Linked DNA regions of Homo sapiens: regions 1 and 2 are each linked to region 3. A link is a loop called in an ENCODE intact Hi-C map of the cell type or tissue named here. Cell type or tissue: heart left ventricle. All regions are shown on one strand. Each heading gives the region's core, and the rest is flanking DNA. Links, peaks and the distances in the headings are about the cores only.

What was found. Peaks named below come from ENCODE experiments on the same cell type or tissue, not always from the same donor. Only the 100,000 strongest peaks of a DNase experiment are listed, where the experiment ranks them.
Region 1: it touches region 3 in a loop (4-fold over the local background); 4 of 110 quality-filtered maps call a loop at or near these places.
Region 2: it touches region 3 in a loop (3-fold over the local background); 28 of 110 quality-filtered maps call a loop at or near these places.

The regions. Positions count from the first base shown.
Region 1 is chr11:12,376,156-12,381,155 of GRCh38, forward strand. It overlaps PARVA (parvin alpha), which reads left to right and starts at 1,416. Exons shown (of 13, transcript NM_018222.5): 1 at 1,416-1,628. The coding sequence starts at 1,493. In heart left ventricle, for the core only: a CTCF peak has its summit at 1,952; DNase peaks (open chromatin) are centred at 166, 1,386, 1,756 and 1,886; H3K4me3 peaks cover 2,133 bases; H3K27ac peaks cover 3,010 bases.
Region 2 is chr11:12,290,182-12,295,181 of GRCh38, forward strand. It overlaps a transcript of MICAL2 not described here. Among named protein-coding and RNA genes, the nearest start is that of PARVA, 85 kb to the right of the region's middle. In heart left ventricle, for the core only: no CTCF peak of the experiment used is centred there; no DNase peak of the experiment used is centred there.
Region 3 is chr11:12,890,216-12,898,509 of GRCh38, forward strand. All of the region lies in intron 9 of TEAD1 (TEA domain transcription factor 1), which reads left to right. Among named protein-coding and RNA genes, the nearest start is that of TEAD1-AS1, 29 kb to the right of the region's middle. In heart left ventricle, for the core only: CTCF peaks have their summits at 4,041 (motif pointing left) and 4,240; a DNase peak (open chromatin) is centred at 4,056; H3K27ac peaks cover 891 bases.

The sequences.
Region 1 (5,000 bases), core at 1-5,000, 520 kb before region 3:
AACCTATACGGTGTTGAGAATCTGTTGACTATCTTTTTGTTAAATTTTAGTTCTACTCAGAAACTGTTGCTTGTCACTTTATTTAGTTTAAGGAACTGTGGATGGGTTAATAAAAGGCTGAGTAACATCTCCTGGGAAGAAGCACAGCTGGCCCTGGCAGGAAGTGCAAGTGGGGTCTGGGAAAAGATTCAAGGTCCAAGCAGCTACTCCCCACGGTTTCCATTACTCAGACCACGTGGCTTCTTGAGCACACTTCTTTGCTCCATTCTTTGGTTTCCCTACTCCTCAGCATGCACGTGGCTAGAAACAGCCACCCTAGTTTTGATTGCGAATGATCATCAGTCACGAGCACAACTTCTGACAACAGTCTCTCCAGCTTAGTGCAGTCTTAACTGGGGCCAGCTGATCGTCTGCTCTTCAGTAAAGCAGTAGCGCCCTTTGGATTAGGTGTTCACCCAGGTTCAATCAGCTGTGGCCTAGAAGGGGCCACAAGGAGGAAACACAGTTGCCAAGGTGCTGTGAGTCTGTGTGTGAGAGACAGACAGAAGGACAAAGAGCCAGAGTGAGAACTTGAGATGGGTAAGCTCAATAACACGTGCCTTTTAATCATTTCCAGTATGAGTCCTTCAAACACTGTGCTTTGTATGACTCCCCTGTTATCTCAAATGAGTCTGGTTGTCACTCTCTTGCTTTTATTTAGGCAGGATAAATTTTGCGGGAAGTCCTGTAGGAGCTCATGGTTGTGCTTTTCCCATTCATGTTTCCACCACCACGTGGGATCTTCCTTTGTATAAGCTGCTGGAAACACGGATGTCTTACAAGAATAAGAAGCCTCGGCTTTACCCTTGTGCACTCCAAGCTTCTCAGTCTTGGATGGGAGTAGAGACGAGGAGGTTGACGGTCATGGATAGGTTCAGGAGTGATTGGTTCTGCCCACTTTGGTGGGGCCTGGACACATTTTGGTTCACTGCAATAATTTCTTCCAGGAGCTGCAGTCTTGTGGGCGCAAGACGTGGGCCTGATAACCCCACAGGCAGTAGTGCTGGGGCAGAGCGAGCTCACCAGCCGCCGGCTGGAAGACCCCGGGAGAGTAGCAGGGTTGGGTTGGTTCTCAGATGTGTTTTGCGCCAGGCTGTGTGGTGGGGACAGAGCCTGGGTAAATGAAGCTTTCCGGCTCGACCGCTCCCAACCTGGGCACACACGTCCTCCTGTCCTGCAAGGGGCAGTTTTGGGGCATCCTCCCTGCTTGGGGCAACCCAGGGGCGCAAGGCGCGGCCCCGGGAGCGCAGCTCCTTCCAGGGCAGAGGGCGGCGCGAGGGAGGGAGCGAGGGAGGGAGCGAGGGAAGGGAAAGGCGAGCGTGAGCTGCCTCAAATGCTTGGAATAATTCCGCTTCCGTTTGGAAAGCCGCAGCCTCAGTCCCGCCGCCGCCCGCTGCGTCCGCCCAGCGCCAGCTCCGCGTCCCGACCGGCCCGCGGCAGCCTGCGCCGCGCCATGGCCACCTCCCCGCAGAAGTCGCCTTCTGTCCCCAAGTCTCCCACTCCCAAGTCGCCCCCGTCCCGCAAGAAAGATGATTCCTTCTTGGGGAAACTCGGAGGGACCCTGGCCCGGAGGAAGAAAGCCAAGGAGGGTGAGTGCGGCCAGGCCGGCCGGGCGGGCGGTAGGAGCCGGGGGTGCCGTAGGGGCCGAGGGGCCGGGGCACTGGGACCGGGCGGGAGCGCGCCGCGGGTGCCCGGCGCGGTGGGGCGCGCGGCGATGCGTGCGCGCGCTTCCCGGGTACGTCGGGCAGGAGCGACGCGCACCCCACACTGAGCCCGGGGCTCGCGGGCCATCGAGGCCACCCCGCCCGCTCGCGGTCGCCCGGGCGCTGCCCTCCTGGGCCGGGGACCAGGCCAACGCCCCCGCCGGGCCGTGGGCGGGCGCCGCTTGGCGGCCGGAGGCGGCGGGACCGGAGCCCAGGCGGGGCCCCAGCCCGCAGACAGTGCGATCCAGTAGGCCCTGCCCCGCCCTCTGCGCCCGAAGGCTGGCATTTCCCAAGTTTCCGCTGCAGCTTTCCTGGGCGCCGTCGCTCTTACTCGTTGCCTTCATTGGTCCTTAAAATCAGGTCGTTTCCTGGACCTGCTGACGTCCTCTGGCAGCGGCGTCGTGGCTTTGGCCTCTTCGGGATCTTTTGTCCATCCCGAGGGCTGAGAAGGGCTCTGTTAATGGAGTAGGTGGACATCGAGTGTTTGTTGAATGAATGAGCGAAAAACTGGCAAACCTAGCGTGCCCTCGGTGTAATACACAATAAACTCCCACCAAAGGAGAAAACCTGCGTGAGACACAAACTTCGTCATGGGCCTGCTGTGAACTCAGGCATTCAGGGCTTTCGTAAAAACCTTTGTTTTTTCCCCACCAGAGTGAATTGAGGCGACCTTATTCTTTTTTTTTTTTTTTTTTTTCAGGGTAGTTTGCATGTAAAATATTTTTTTTTCCCATGCACAGATTTTGCGTCCTGGTTTTTGGTTTGAAAACGAGGTGGCAGTTCTCAAGAAGCACTGTGGTGACTGGTGTGTAGATAGAAGTTGCTGAGTTAAACATTTTTGTTTTAAACATTTTTTAGTTGATGCATGATGTACATAGTTCTGGGGCACATGTGATAATGTAATACATTCATATAATTTGTAAAGATCAAATTGCACAGGAAAGGGGTCCCAGTCCAGACCCCAAGAGAGGGTTCTTGGATCTCACGCAAGAAAGAATTCAGGGTGAGTCCACACAGTAAAGTGAAAGCAAGTTTATTAAGAAAGTAGAGGAATAAAAGAATGGCCACTCCATAGACAGAGCAGCCTGGGGCTGCTGGTTGCCCATTTTTATGGTTATTTCTTGATGGTATGCTAAACAAGGGGTGGATTATTCATGTCTCCTCTTTTTAGACCATATAGGGTAACTTCCGGACGTTGCCGTGGCATGTGTAAACTGTCCTGGCGCTGCTGGGAGTGTATCAGTGAGGACGACCAGAGGTCACTCTTGTCGCCATTTTGGTTTTGGTGGGTTTTAGCCGACTTCTTTACTGCGACCTGTTTTATCAGCAAGGTCTTTATGACCTGTATCTTGTGCCCACATCCTATCTCATCCTGTAAGTTAGAATGCCTTAACCTTCTGGGAATGCAGCCCAGTAGGTCTCACTCAGCCTTGTTTTACCTGGCCCCATTCAAGATGGAGTTGCTCTGGTTCACATGCCTCGGACAAAATCACTGTACTTGGGATATCCATCACGTTAAAGATTTGTCTTTTCTCTATGCTAGACCACTGGAATTCTAGATATTTTGAAATATACAAGAGGTTATTGTAAAATATAGTTAGTTTACCAATCTAACACTAGGTCTTCTTATATCAAATGGTATATTTGTAACCATTAATCAACTTCTCTTCCCCCCTAAAAAATGTTTTTAATAGATTGCTCCATGAATTAGAAATAACCTTTTGAAAGCTGTGATGCTGTGTGAAATTTTCATGTTTGTAAGTCATCTTAAAGTATAAAAACATCTTCAGCGCTGAGGATTATCAGACTTGATGAAGAACTAGACTTCTATTCCCTAGATTGAAACGAGAAGCAGCAAAAACATACAAAAGTTTCCCCACATTGGTTATTTTGGTAACCCATCGAGTAGTGTACAGTTGGTGGCAAATCATGAAACCCTGGCTTGGGAAGCTCTTTTCTAGACCATGTTTCTAACTTCTTCCTTGCAGCATTCCTGACATAGTCTCATCCAGTTTAAGATGGGGCAACTGAGAAATATTGAAGCTCATGACCTACCAGGATAACCATCTTTACCTACTCTGTAGAAATTTATCTCTCTGTACCTATCACTGTTGGTAGAGCCAGAGAATGAGTCTGGGGTGGCCTTTTATTACTACCTTGCTGAAGTAGGCTATCCTGCTTTCTAGAGTCTTCTCTCCACCAGGCCCAACATCCTCTATTCCTCACAGACATAATTTTAAGGACTTTTGCATCCTGTCTCTTTAGTTTCAGACAGGGTCCCTGCAGGAAAAAGAAGGCCAATTTAGTTGAGATTTTGAAAATAATTTAGTGAAAGGGCTATTGACAGAGCTGTGGGCAGGGTTAAGGGAACTAAGAAGGGATGCTGAGGTCCCTAGGGGCTAGCAACAGGAGGAAGCTCTTAATCACTCCGAGGCCTGAGGGACAAGGGAAGCAAATTGGAACCTATTACAAGCTGGGGTTATGGACGAGGGGCTGCTGGACTGGAACTATAGTCATAGAGGGATGCAGCTACTGTCCGAAATATGCAGACAGAGCAAGGAGAGAGTGGCACAATAAATGCACATTCTGCATGTTCTCTGTCTTCTTGCCCGTGCATCACCTACTGGTGCTGAACCCAGTGGGAAGCCATCAGAGCAAGGGATCTGCAATAGATAGGGGCAGCGTCCATAGGGCACAGAGCAGTGCAGAGAATAGATCACAGTGGGGACGGTGGAAATGGAGAATACCTAGCAGATCAACCTGTTACCAGACCCGCTCGAAGTGAGCTCTCCAGAAGTCACCATAGTACAGTTGTAGTGCAAGCCAGCCACCCCAGATTAGGACTGTCATCTCCCTTATTCTAGCACAGACACAATGTTCTTTTAATGCAGCTAAGGTTGCCTCTAACTATTCTGCCAGCCACGTCGCACTGTGATCTCTCATTGAGCTTGCTATCAGCTTACTCAAAGACATTTTTATATTTGTTGCTCCTAAATCACAGCCTTCCCTATCTTGGATTTACTCAGTTGGGTTTTTGAAACCAAGTGTAAGATCTTATTTTCATCCCTGTTATATTTCACTGTAAAGTCCTGATTCCTTCATTCAGTCTGTCAACTAATCCAGGGGCTGTAAATGGATGAATGGAAGAACACAGAACGTCTTCTGAAGGGCCAGCCACCACCCAGCTCCAGCTGCTTGCTGCGGCATATGGTATTTCTGCAAGCCCAGGCAAAGAAGGCAGTGGGTTGGTTTGAAATG
Region 2 (5,000 bases), core at 1-5,000, 600 kb before region 3:
CATCTCCTCAAGCCCTGCTGGAGTTCCATCTTGAAGGCAGTGCATGAGGACCACATGTGGAGAGAAAGAGACCCCCTAGCAGGGGTGGGAGTGGGGATTAGAGAAAGGAGAAGAAGGGAGTGGCTTCTGGGTCATGACCTCGTGAGACCTGAGGTGTTTCTGTCAGGCTTGTTTCCTGAGGTGGCCCTGGCTTCCTGTCAGGAAGTCCCTGAGGGATCCTCAGGGGGAACAAAAAGGCAGTCTGTTGAGCTGAGGGGACTTGAGGCAAGTGAAGGAGTTTGATTCAGAAGATGGCAGAGAGGGAGAATGAGGGTGCAAGGAGGAAGGGAAGAAGGAATTTGGCAAACTGAGGACAAGAACGGGAAGCAAGGCAAGGACTGACTCACAACTTTTGCCTTTTTAGGCTTGAACCTTCTAATCGTGGGCTGCGATGGGGGTGCGGTAGTGGGAGGCAGGCCAGCCGCCTCCCCAGCAGCTCCTTCCTGCCGCCCTCAGATCAGATCTGTTCCCAGAATTACCTTTTCCCTCCAAAGCTTTCTGCGAGGCCTCCCTCTGGGAGCTTGCTGACCGTGTGCGTGTGGTGCCATCTGTTCAGAGCCCACGGCTGGGACACACAGTCGCACATGTTCGCATTGATGTATGGGGGAAGGCAGGACAGAATATCGAGAACGGTGTGGCCTCCTGGGGGTGGAGGGGACTCAATGGGACTCTTCTTGGGATGGGACTTGGGTTTGGCCTGGCCTGTGTGGGTCCCTGAGGAAGAGCTTTTCACTCAGAGCTTTGGGGAAACTAAGACCAGGGGATTGTGTTGCGCTAAGAAGTGGATGAAAATCTGAAGGCTACACACCCTGCAGGAAAATCTGAATGGGTCCGCTGAGTGGCCAGAAGCAGGGAGTTGAACAAGAGAGTGGACTCGTTCCACGTGGAGGTCCTGGGAAGTTTCTGGGGGACATCCCTACGTGCCACCACGGTTCATGGGAGAGCTGGTTGGGCTGGGGGTAGGTACTGAGAGGGCAGATCTGAAAAAGAGCATGGCATTTTACTGAATCAATTTGAGGACAAGTGATCTCAAATGACCCAATATGGAGACAAAATGTTTGAGATTTTAGATTTAAGGTTACCATGCTTGAGGGGAGGAAGGGGAGAGCGGGAGAAGGAGGGGAGAGGGAGAGGAAGACAGTGCGCACATGTGAGCTTGGTTGATCTTACAGTAGGCTATGACTGTCAGAATTCTGCTCTAAGCAGACTAGATGATCTCAGCCCCCCACAGCACTGAACCAGGCCTGTCCTCAGGGCCCTGCCCCACTCCTTTCACCTCCATCTCTGAGTAGCCACACTGTATCCTGTTTGTTCCCTGACCAACAGGAGCTTGGCATGGGCCCACTCCATATCCTTCCAATGATTTGATACTCACTGTAACCTCCCTCTCTTGTGTGCTCTTAAAATCTCAAACGACTCTTCCTGTCTGAGAGCCTCTTGGCACACATATGAGAAGAAAGAGCCCATCTCATTAGTCGTGGATGTCTATCCTGTCTGTGCCCATGGCTAAAGGTCTAGCATCTTGTGGGAAGAAAGCTCAGGTGGTTTATTGACTGAGTGATTTAACACAGCCCAGCTCCCAACCACAATGGTTTTAGGATGCTCTTTGGAGGCAGATGAGCATTTCTAAGAAATGTTCTGGAAATGCCCTGATACACCTCTCAAGAGCATCATCGCATGAGTCTGAAACACAATGGTTATTAGACTTCTCACCCTGGGACTTCCTTTGCCCCACGGGACCCTGCCACTGCTCTACCCATTCCTCTGAGTCCCACGCCTTGGGCACCAGGAACCTCTGAGTCAGGCTCTGACATCTTCCTCTTTCTGACTGTTTATAGAATTGGAGCTTCACTTAAAGCCTCCTCTTTTCTTGATAAAATAATAACACCTTTGTAATGAAGAGTGTGTTCTTTCCTTGGTAGGTTTGACGCCAGTGAACAAAAGAACTATGTCACCTCCTAAGGACCCTTCTCCTTCTCTTCCTCTTCCTTCATCGTCTTCCCATTCATCTTCCCCACCATCTTCTTCTTCAACCAGTGTTTCTGGGAATGCTCCAGATGGTTCCTCCCCGCCTCAGGTGAGTGTCCCTGAGGGTCCTGCCCAGGTGTCAGGAAGCTAACCTACCTGTACTCTTCCCACCTTCCACACTTATCTCTGGATTCCACGTGCTCATAGGTCAACCTAAGTGCAAAGCCAGCGCCAGAAGATACTCTGTCAAGGGTCTACCCCAGCTGCCTTCATGTATACCTTTCACAAAAGCTCCTGCTGTTCCTTCACAGCCATCCCTGAGGACACAGTCATTCCCTCAGCAAACTTTACAGGGTTTAGACTCCATGCCAGGTCTCCATGAGATACAGAGCTGCTAGGACACCTTTCCCTTGAGAACTTGCAAAGGGCATTGAGGAATTTGCAGCTGTAGGATGGCAGGCACAGAAGTGAGGGTCCCTTTGGTAGGGTCCAAGAACCTTGGAAGCAACATCTCCCTTGAATATAAAATGTCATCATTGGTATGCAGGCTGGACTCTTTCCTTCTGTATGTATTTATCAAGCCTCTGTTACCTGCCAGGCCTGTTCTAGACTCTGGAAAGTAGAATGCACAAGACAGAAAAGATGGGTGCTCTGGTGAAGCCCCTGTGCTATGACCTGCCCTTCAGGCACCAGAGGTCTTGGGAGGGCACAGCCACCCCTAGAGTCCACTCATGTTCCCTCTTTGCCAAGGGCCAAGTTCCTGCATGCTAGAAATAGCTCCTTTCTCAGTGGTGCAATGTGGGAGGTTAAAAAGGGTCATTGAAAGGTCTTAAGGGCCATCCTTGTGCCACCACAGCTTCAGCCCAGAGAGTGACTGTCGCTTCTTACTTTGATGGCCTCCAAGGAAGAAGCCTTGGTTTCTTGGTTGTTGGAGGAACATACCTATGGGTGGATCATGCCTTTTAGTACAGACAATGGCTGAGCAAGAAAATGAAGAGCTTATCTTCCCCTATGTGCCTGGCCACCCACAGAGGCCCAGCCAGTCCTACCATCATGGGCCCGGGAGCTTATCAACAGCAGTGTCCTACCTTTGCCTTCCCCCTGGCTTCCAACCCAGCTAATCTGGGATTCAGAAAAGCCTTTCGTCAGTACTGATTCGGGGGTTCCAGGCAGATCCTGGCAGGACCCAAGGCAGCTACTTAGAACAAAGAGTATCCCTTTAAAATCATCTTAGGCAAAATTATTTTTTAATTTGGGCATCTGAGATGGGAAGAAAAAACAGGGAGGGGGTTGTAGATTGAGATTTGCTTTCATCATATAAATAAATGATGAAAATTTTTAAATAACTGCTATTTTTGCCCATCCCATCTAGATGACAGCTTCTGAGCCCCTCTCGCAAGTCTCGAGAGGTCATCCAAGTCCTCCCACCCCAAACTTTCGGAGGCGAGCCGTAGCCCAAGGAGCACCCAGGGAAATTCCCCTGTATCTGCCTCATCACCCAAAGCCAGAGTGGGCAGAGTACTGCCTGGTGAGCCCTGGTGAAGATGGCCTCTCAGACCCTGCAGAGATGACTTCTGATGAGTGCCAGCCAGCAGAGGCCCCTCTTGGGGACATCGGAAGCAACCACAGAGACCCACACCCCATCTGGGGGAAGGACAGGAGCTGGACAGGGCAAGAGCTATCTCCCTTGGCTGGAGAAGACCGGGAAAAAGGGAGTACTGGAGCCAGGAAGGAAGAAGAGGGAGGGCCAGTGCTGGTAAAGGAGAAGTTGGGCCTGAAGAAGTTAGTCCTCACTCAGGAGCAGAAGACCATGTTGTTGGATTGGAATGACTCCATCCCTGAGAGTGTGCACCTCAAAGCTGGGGAGCGAATTTCCCAGAAAAGTGCTGAGAATGGTAGAGGAGGCCGTGTGCTAAAACCAGTCCGCCCCCTGCTGCTCCCTAGGGCAGCAGGAGAGCCCCTGCCAACCCAGAGAGGGGCCCAGGAGAAGATGGGGACCCCTGCGGAACAAGCTCAAGGGGAGCGAAACGTGCCTCCACCCAAGTCCCCACTGCGGCTCATAGCCAATGCCATCCGAAGGTCTCTAGAGCCCCTCCTTTCCAACTCTGAAGGCGGGAAGAAGGCCTGGGCCAAGCAAGAATCCAAAACTTTGCCCGCACAGGCCTGCACTCGCTCATTCAGCCTTCGGAAAACCAATTCCAATAAAGACGGGGACCAGCATTCCCCTGGGAGAAACCAGTCCTCAGCCTTTAGCCCTCCTGACCCTGCCCTCCGCACCCACAGTTTGCCCAATCGGCCATCCAAGGTCTTTCCTGCACTTAGGTCCCCACCCTGCAGCAAGATTGAAGATGTCCCCACACTCCTCGAGAAAGTGAGTTTGCAAGAGAACTTCCCAGATGCTTCTAAGCCTCCAAAGAAAAGAATCTCACTTTTTTCCTCCCTCAGACTCAAAGACAAATCTTTTGAGAGTTTCCTCCAAGAATCCAGACAAAGAAAGGACATCAGGGACCTCTTTGGCAGCCCCAAGAGGAAGGTGCTGCCTGAAGATAGTGCGCAGGCCCTGGAGAAGCTGCTGCAGCCTTTCAAAAGCACCTCCCTGCGCCAGGCAGCTCCTCCTCCTCCTCCTCCTCCTCCTCCTCCTCCTCCTCCTCCTACAGCGGGAGGTGCAGGTAAGTGGCTCTGTCCTGATAAATGTCTGCCCTTCATGCTGGGCAGTTAGTAATCTTCATTGCATCGACAAGCAGGCATCTTTCACTTCGTTTTGCTTCTCAAATACTAACAAAAGTAGGAAAACTTTAAAGGCAAAAAATTTGAAAAAAATCTGAAAAAATTAGTTTTGAAATTATAGAAAGTTGAAAAGAGACCAATCAACCATAACCCTACGACCACTTTCTCATTTATTTTCTTTCTTTCCATAGGAATATTTTTTACTAAGTTGTACATAAAATTTTGTATCTTTTTTTTTTTTTGAGACAGAGTCTCACTCTATCACC
Region 3 (8,294 bases), core at 2,033-7,032:
TGTCACTGTACTTTTGAAGAAATAAAGACAAAGTTCAAAAGTTAAAAACAGCTGCCTGCAAAGTAGGAGCTCCCCAAGCAAGGCCAGACCTCTGAGGGCCTTCCACATTGGGTAGATGGTTACTCTGGGTTTCCTCTGAGTTCCTATTCCAACCCATGGAAAATTGTCTTCCACAAAATCAGTCTCTGGTGCCAAAAAGGGGACCGCTGCTTTAGAGCCTATCTTTCATCATGCTCTAGTGGCAGCAAAGAGGTGACTGATACTAGAATTCTTAGCAGCTGTTTGAGATTTGGGGCAGATTACCGCAGCTCAGCCTCAGTTTCCAGTCTGTCTTAAGTGGACATAACAGGATCGCTGCCATGCTTACTGTGATGATTACATTTAGTAATATCCCTGAACATACTGAGCACTCCACAAATGCTTCTGAACCTGAATGTCTTACAGTAATGTGAAAGGAAATTGAGCCAGAGCTCTGGACAGGGATCAAGCTTGCGAGAATGTGCTCACTAAGTGCTTTGGACTCTACTGAAATTCTAACAGGAGTCAGAATATTTTTCAATTACTTTTGAGATGGAGTTTTGCTTCGTCGCCCAGGCTGGAGTACAGTGGCACAACCTTGGCTCACTGCAACCTCCACCTCCTGGGTTCAAGCAATTCCCCTGCCTCAGCCTCCCACATAGCTGGGATTACAGGCATGTACCATCATGCCTGGCTAATTTTTGTATTTTTAGTAGAGACAAGGTTTTGTCATGTTGGCCAGGCTGGTCTCAAACTCCTGACCTCAAATGATTTGCCTGCCTCAGCCTCCCAAAGTGCTGGGATTACAGATGTGAACCACCATGCACGGCCTCAATTAGTTTTTAAAATCAATTAAACTTTTCATAAAGGTAGTAAATTAATGTGGTCAAAAAATCTCCAAGCATAAGAGAATGGAAGGGAGATGTCCCTTCCTTCTCATTCCTATCCTACCCTTAAGTAGGTAGCCACTGCTACTATTCTCTTATGAGGCTTTGTAGTGATTTTAGTGCATATACAATCTAATATGAATATGTATTCTCCCACCCCACCCTGCTTTTTAAAGAGAGGATGTGATCTAATTTGTGCTTCAGGAACACGATGGCTGCATCAGGTGAGAGCAGGGGCTGGAGGAAACTATACTGTTGGCCAGCTGGTGGCTGATGAGGACCAAACCAGGGCAGGGGCCATGGCTGAGGAAATGGCAGAGGGGAGAGATGTTATGGAGATAAAATTAAAAAGCCTTGTGGATTAATGAGCTGTGAGAAGAGGAGGATAAATGGTAATGACTGGGTGTTGGAGACCAAGGATGCTGATAAGATTTGAAGAGTCCTGGAACAGAGGAGGAAGCAGGATTGCTAAGAACTGACTTGATGATAATGCTTTTGCCTTTCATTCTCAAAATAAGCTTGTTGAAATACCTATTAGAGACAGGAAAGCTCAGAGAGTTTAAGTAACTTCATCTGGGACCTGGCTAATAGATGGCAGGGTTGACTATTTGAACTTTGTCTGAATTTCACAGTGTATGAGAAAATGACACTTACCCCACTATCTGGGAAAATGGGAAGGGCAGGGATTGTTCTCCATTCACAGATGGACATTTGATTTGGGCTCCAGGACAGGAGAGAGTTCCTGAAGGGTCACCTGGGCTTGGTGATGGCAGCCCCTCAGCCAGAAGGAAGGGAGTTTTGCTGCCTGGTGTTCTGGCCCTTATCTTTATTCCAAGGGGCTGGACCTCCTGGACGTGGATGTGGGAGTTAGCAGTCTTCATAGTCAGAGGGAGCCCAAGGTCTCCCCTCTGGGGGACTGGCAGGCCTGTGGTTGAGCCCGCATGGAAGGTCTGTAAATATATCCTGCAGATAACATGATTCTTTCTCGTAAAGGCAGTTGGTCAAACGTGGGCCCAAGGATGATTTAATTTCACATTTTTATACTTCTTTCAATGGCCTAAATTTACAGATCAACTAAAATTCCGTTGTCAGAACACAGATCCTTTCTTGGTTTGGAAAATGTGACCAGGACAGCTCTAAGGAAATATGACATTAATGAGGCCTGTGGAAGAAAGAAGAGGGGGATGGCTGTGCATGGGGGATTAGGTTGGAGACACAAGATAAAAAGCAAGGTTTCAGCCGGGCGCAGTGGTTCATGCCTGTAAACCCAGCACTTTGGGAGGCCAAGCAAGGCGTGTGGGTCACCTGAGGTCAGGCATTCAAGACCAGCCTGGCCAACATGGTGAATCCCCCGCTTCTACAAAAATACAAAAATTAGCTGGGCATGATGGTGGGTGCCTGTAATCCCAGCTACTCGGGAGGCTGAGGCAGGAGATTTGCTTGAACCTGGGAAGCAGAGGTTGCAGTGAGCTGAGATCGCGCCATTGCTCTCCAGCCTGGGCAACAGAGGAGACTCTGTCTCAAAAAAATAAATAAACAAAAATAAAAAAGAAGCAGCAGCAGTAAGGTTTTAATTCCCGATTGCCAGGAGGGTTCTTGCCTTTATCCTGGGCAGGACAGAGAAGGGCACCGGTGTCTCTGGAGGAGCTTCCTAGTTTTATAGTGGCTGCTGAGGCAGTTGCTCCATCTTGGGGTGGAGAATGGCTGTTTGAACAAATCTGGTTCCTGGTCCTTCAGAAAAGAGGCTCCTTCTCTCCTGTAATTCAGGGCTTGGAAGTGATCTCATGCCAGTAAGCCAGGTCACCAGCATCTGTGCAGCTCTGTGTGGCCTGGGCGGAATTTTCACATTGACTGTTTCATTTGACCTTGTAGACAGGCTAGGGTTCATCACTGCTCAGATGAGGAAGCCAGGGCCCAGAAAGGTTAAGCAACTTGCCTCAAGCCACTCAGCTCAAAAATAGCAGAGCCTAGATATTCTAACCCAGGTGTCATTAATGTTCCCATCTCATGCTTCGGAATAAGTGGTCGGAAAGTACATTTGGCCTTCCAGGTTTGGGGAGGAAGGCTGCAGCTGATCTAACGGTTGGCTCTGCTTAGTCCTTGAATGTCTCTCAGGTTTTTCTCATGTTTTTCCAAGCCTGGTCTTCCAGCAGGACGTAGGAGATGGAGTGTCTCCCGGGGAAGGAGATGATGGCTCAGTGTGGAGCACCCCCATGCCCCTCACAGTCCTGAGCCCTTGCCGAGCCACCTGCGAGCCCCTCCCGGCCCAGGGCACACTCTCTTGTGGCAGCAGACATTGTACTGTGTTTCTAAGATGCTCTGGCCACTTCCCCTGTTTCTTCATTACCCTTTGGGAAGGAGGCCACTGAAAGCGTCTGGAAATCCGGGTTCTATAGACATTTCACAGAGGCCCCAGTCAGGCCCCCTCTGCTTTCTTTGGCAGGTCCGCACCCCACGCACCTTCCTGGTTGCTCACTCAGTCGGTGGGCCTTTCAGCTGCACTTCTGTGGGGAAGACACACTCCTGTCTGAGGAAGCAGCAGCCCCTCTGTAGAGATGGTGCTGGGAGTGGGAGGTGGGAAGGATGCATCTCGGTGTGAGATCCCGGAAGGAGGCATTCACTTGCTCCTTGTTTCCAATGATGTTTCTCTCTGGGAAGAACGAGGGGCATGGGATGAAGTGGCATATCAGGGCCAAGTGGCCAGAACAGGGCTGGTGCCCTGGACAGTGAGCTGAGGAGAGAACCCACTTCAGATTCACTTTCTCCTGGGCAGGAACCGTGAGCACAGGCAAGCTCCTGGGCTGAATGTGCGGGAACCTGTCTTGGCTTGGCTCCGCAGCCATTCCCTGTCCCCCCAGGGGCCACCGCAGGCTGCCCAGCCTGCCCTGGGGGGTAGGTGGACAGACATTCCAGGCAGGACCGTGACAAGAAGTAAATGTAGGTGATTTGTCCTTGTTCTGTTCCAGCTTGTACATTAGCATACCTTGACATGAGTTATTTGTCTTGATTTCTTTAAATTCCTAAGTGGATTATAATTTTTTTCTTGGTATTATTTGACAGCAGTCATTTTTCAAGGTTTCACTACGTTCTTCAAATACTTAGAATTTTTGGAACAAATTTAGGAAAAGACTGCCATCTTCAGGTTGGACGGTGCAGTGCAGGACCCGGTGTGTCTGAGGGCACCTCGCAGATGCTGAGGACTAGCAGATTTGTAGGGCTTTTTCTTCCTTTTCCACAAAGATTGAACTGCCTTCATCAGTTCAATACATCTAGATTCAATACATCTAGAATGTATTGTCAGTCCTTTTAAAAAAAAGAGAAAAAAGCCCCAGTGACCACTGTTGGAAGTTGTACTGTTGTGGTTTGTTTCATCTACAGTGATGGACAACCTCCTAGGCTGTCCCCACTCCACTTTTGGGAACAGACTTTGCATGCCTTAGAGGAAGGTAGGAAGCAGGTATCTGGAGAGGGTACTGTGTGCCTGAGGGAAATGCGGACGCCAGACCCCACAAGGCTTCCCCACACTGCCACTACCCTAGCACCGATGGTAACATCAGAACAGAATCGCCTTAATGAGTCTGAAACTTTCCCTGTCTTCATTTATGCTTTAAGTTTTAGTATGTCCAGGTTTTTGTTATCAGAGGGACCGTATTGATTTCACATTATTTCGTCCAAAGTAAAGAAACATCATGATTCTTCCGGAAAGTAATAACAACAGCAAATTACGTGCTATGTACAGTGTTATGTGTTTTCCTTGCATTATCTCATTTAATATTCTTGACACTCCAGTACAGTAGGTACTATTATTATTCCTGCATTATAGTTCTACTAAGTATACATATTTCCACTATGGCTGTGGAAACTGCAGCAGAGAGAGAGGGCTATAATCACTTGCCCTGGATGACTCAGTTAGGAAGTGGTGCTACTGCTCAGATTCAAACCCAGATCCCATCTGACACCACAGTCCAGGTGTTCATCACTCCTCACTGCAGGCTCCCTAAGCAGCAAAGAACAGCAGGGACCAGGAAACAAAGTGACCCATAGAGCAGCTTTGAAGGAAGACGAAAGTCCTTTATTAACCCCCCCCGGGTATCTCAGAAGCCCTTTGCAAGTGAATGGTTGACTTTCGAGGGTTGCATTCACCTTTATTATTATTTGCAACTGCTATGAAGAATAACTGGAGGGATTATAGCAAAACAAAGAGAAAATGGACATTTCTCCAAGTCAAAATAGAAATCCACATATTAAGATGGCATCAGGTACTGCGTGGCATCCTTGATCCAGGTAGGGTTTTACTGGTGCAACATCTTTTTGGTGAACCCTACCTGCAGACAAGCGTCCCAGCTCCTGTCCAGCTGTCCTGAGCGTTTGAGCTGTAGGAAAGCTTTGCAGTCTGACCCGAGCTCCTTTAAAGCCCAAGGAACTTGTGGCTAACACAGAGTAAACATCCTGAAGTAATGTTTTTTGCTTCCTTTTATGGTTCTTTCCCTTCCTCAGAAAAACTCCATAATCTTTCAAGATAGTTTTTGATTGGTGGTTTATTTAATAAAATAATTGTATAAGCCAGATTGAAGCACGTGGCCCATAGGAAAAGCAGTATTCTGCTCCTTCATGGCTCCTCACCTTCCAGTTCTACTTTTTGGGGACCATTGCTTGCAGCCTTTTCAGCCATTTCTTTGTATTAATATATTTACCTCCACATTTCTAAATAACATGCTTATATTGTATATCTCATTCTATTAATTTTAGGCATCATCTGTTGACTTCTTAACATAGAAGACTACGATTTAGTTCTCTAAATTTAGTATATGCCCCCCTCCGTCTTCCTTTCAGTCCCCCTATGTGCTTTTCTCTAAATTTAGTATATGCCCCCCTCCGTCTTCCTTTCAGTCACCCTATGTGCTTATATCACATTAAAAAAAATTAGCATTCAGTTAATTTTACAAACCCATATAAATTTTGCACACAGCGTGGTTAATGTTATATATTGGAACCATTTCCTTAATTGTAAAACGTTTTTTTCTGGGGTGTATGGTTGTCTTCTTAAAAAATTGTTCAGTTTTACATAGCTACACCAATTCACCCTCAAAGTTTCGAGGAGAACTCATACTCTTCTCCAGATGGTGAGATATAAATCAGGTCCGCTCTCTTGGTGACATCCTTCCAGGAGTCCTCAGCTCCACGGATCCACTCTGGACTGGTTGCTGACCTGGCTGGTTTCTTTACCTTTCTTCTATGTTAGGCCCCATCTCTTTTTAAAACGTATTCCATCCTTTTGTAGGAACATACCCTCCTATAGCTCCCTGGGAACAAGTTGCAAGGAAGGTCAGTTTTCTGATACCTTAAATATCTGAAAGAGTATTCTACTTTCATGTGTAATGGATAATTTGATGTTCATTATGGTTTTTGCCTTGGACTTGTGAAACTTTATTCATGTTTTCTAGGTGATTTCCACATATTTTCTCCTTGCTAATGAACAATATGTTTAATGCTGGAGAATAAGGTCATTCTTATAAAAAGAGCAGGTAAATGCTAATTTAGTTCATGTGATATGTAGAAGTGGTGTTGACTGTCTTTATTATCCCCATCTTCTCTGTAGGAATTTATGAGAACATATATTTATTTGGGAAAGATAGAATTCTAAGTATCGAGGTAATAAGCTTGCTCTGTACAGTCACTCTGTAGGTTCTATGAAGATGAGCACTTTGTTGTTAGCTCATGGATTCCTGGTGTCTAGCACAGTGCCTGGCATGTATGATGGATGATAGGTGTGCTGGTTCATTCTATTAAAATCTGTAAAACAGGCAGAGTGAGTACCTTTTCCATCGTTGACCTTGAGATGTTGATAATCAGTTGTGCCTCTACTGAGTGCCTAGGGGACTCTTTTGGAGAAGTCAAAATTAGCCTCCGTTTTGGATATTGAGGAAATCGAGTCTTGGGCCTTGCATATGTGAGTCATTGACATTCGCCCTTTTTCTGCTCATATCTTGATCCCAAATGCCAGTTTTCTTTCCCAAATGCCAGTTTTCTCTTATGAGTATTTGTTTTGTGCCCCATAGAATAGAATTGCCCTTTTTTTGTTTTATGTGCCACCTTCACTTTTGGGGAAACTACCACTGCTGGAGAAGAAACGAGATTTATTTGGGAAGGAGAGAAGCAAATAAATAATCCACCTTGGCCCACTTCCCTTATAAGGAGAACTGGCAAGACTGGAAATAGAGCCTTCACCAAAGGGTTTTTAGAATTCATTTCATTAAAACTTGAACCCAACATACAGATTTCTTCCTTTCAGCCTTCTGGATTTGGGGACAGAGGGATTCCTGACCTACCCAGGTTGAATGAAGGGGAGAGGGTGGTCTGTTTGTTTCAATGCTGTGGTCTCCAGGGCACCTTCTGTAGTACTTTGTATTCTTAGAAACAGAGTCACCACCTCTTGGCAGCAGTGAAGCCACTCAGATGCCAATGGTCAGAGTTTGGTTTCAAGTCACCAGCCTTGTAGAGACAGTGCCCAGTTTCCTTTGGCAAAGACAGCCTGCCCCTTCTCTATTCATTTCAGCCTTGAACACAGAGGTAAATTCCTCAAAATAGAAACCTTTGTGGACTCTATCTGATGCATTTGTGAATCATGTTTGTCACTAATTCTAATTTAACTTCATAGAAGTTTTAAAACGCTGTTTAGTTTTTTTGCTGTTGTTCCTTTCCCAAATCAACTTTCAAAAAACGTTGGTTTAACGGTGTTAGAAAGGCTTAGACATTTTCTTTTGGGGGACAGTGTGATTAATGTTTGCAGCAAACGCAAGGGCTGTGGTGTTGACAGATCCAAGTTTTATTAACTCCAGGACTATTCCTGGATGTGTGACCTCAGGCAAGTCAGTTCATCTCTAAGCTTCTATTTCCTCATCTGTAAAATGATTTAAATTAAATCCACCTCCAGCAGCGTCATGAGGCAAAGATTACCTGAGATCACATCTATAAACAACACATTGCTCACAGCGCCCAGTGGACACAAGGTCTCTTCCTTCCTTCCTTCAGGCACAGGTGAGAGGCCCACACTCTGAGCAGCTGGTTATGAGTGGGCCATTATCAGGGATTTGAACAGTCACTTGGCTTCACTGCTTGCTCCCAGCTCTTGGCTTGTGTTTCTTTTTTCTTTACTAGGCAGGAGGGATAGCAAAAGCAGGAAAGTTATTTTGCTTCTACCTCAGGATCTAGTGAATGTCACATGATAATAAACTATAACAATGGTCATCTTAGCTATAATTTATTGAACATGAACACTTTTTTTTTTTTTTGAGACGGAGTATCTCTCTGATGCTCAGGCTGGAGTGCAGTGGTGTGATCTTGGCTCACTGCAGCCTCCGTCTCCTGGGTTCAAGCAATTCTCCTGCC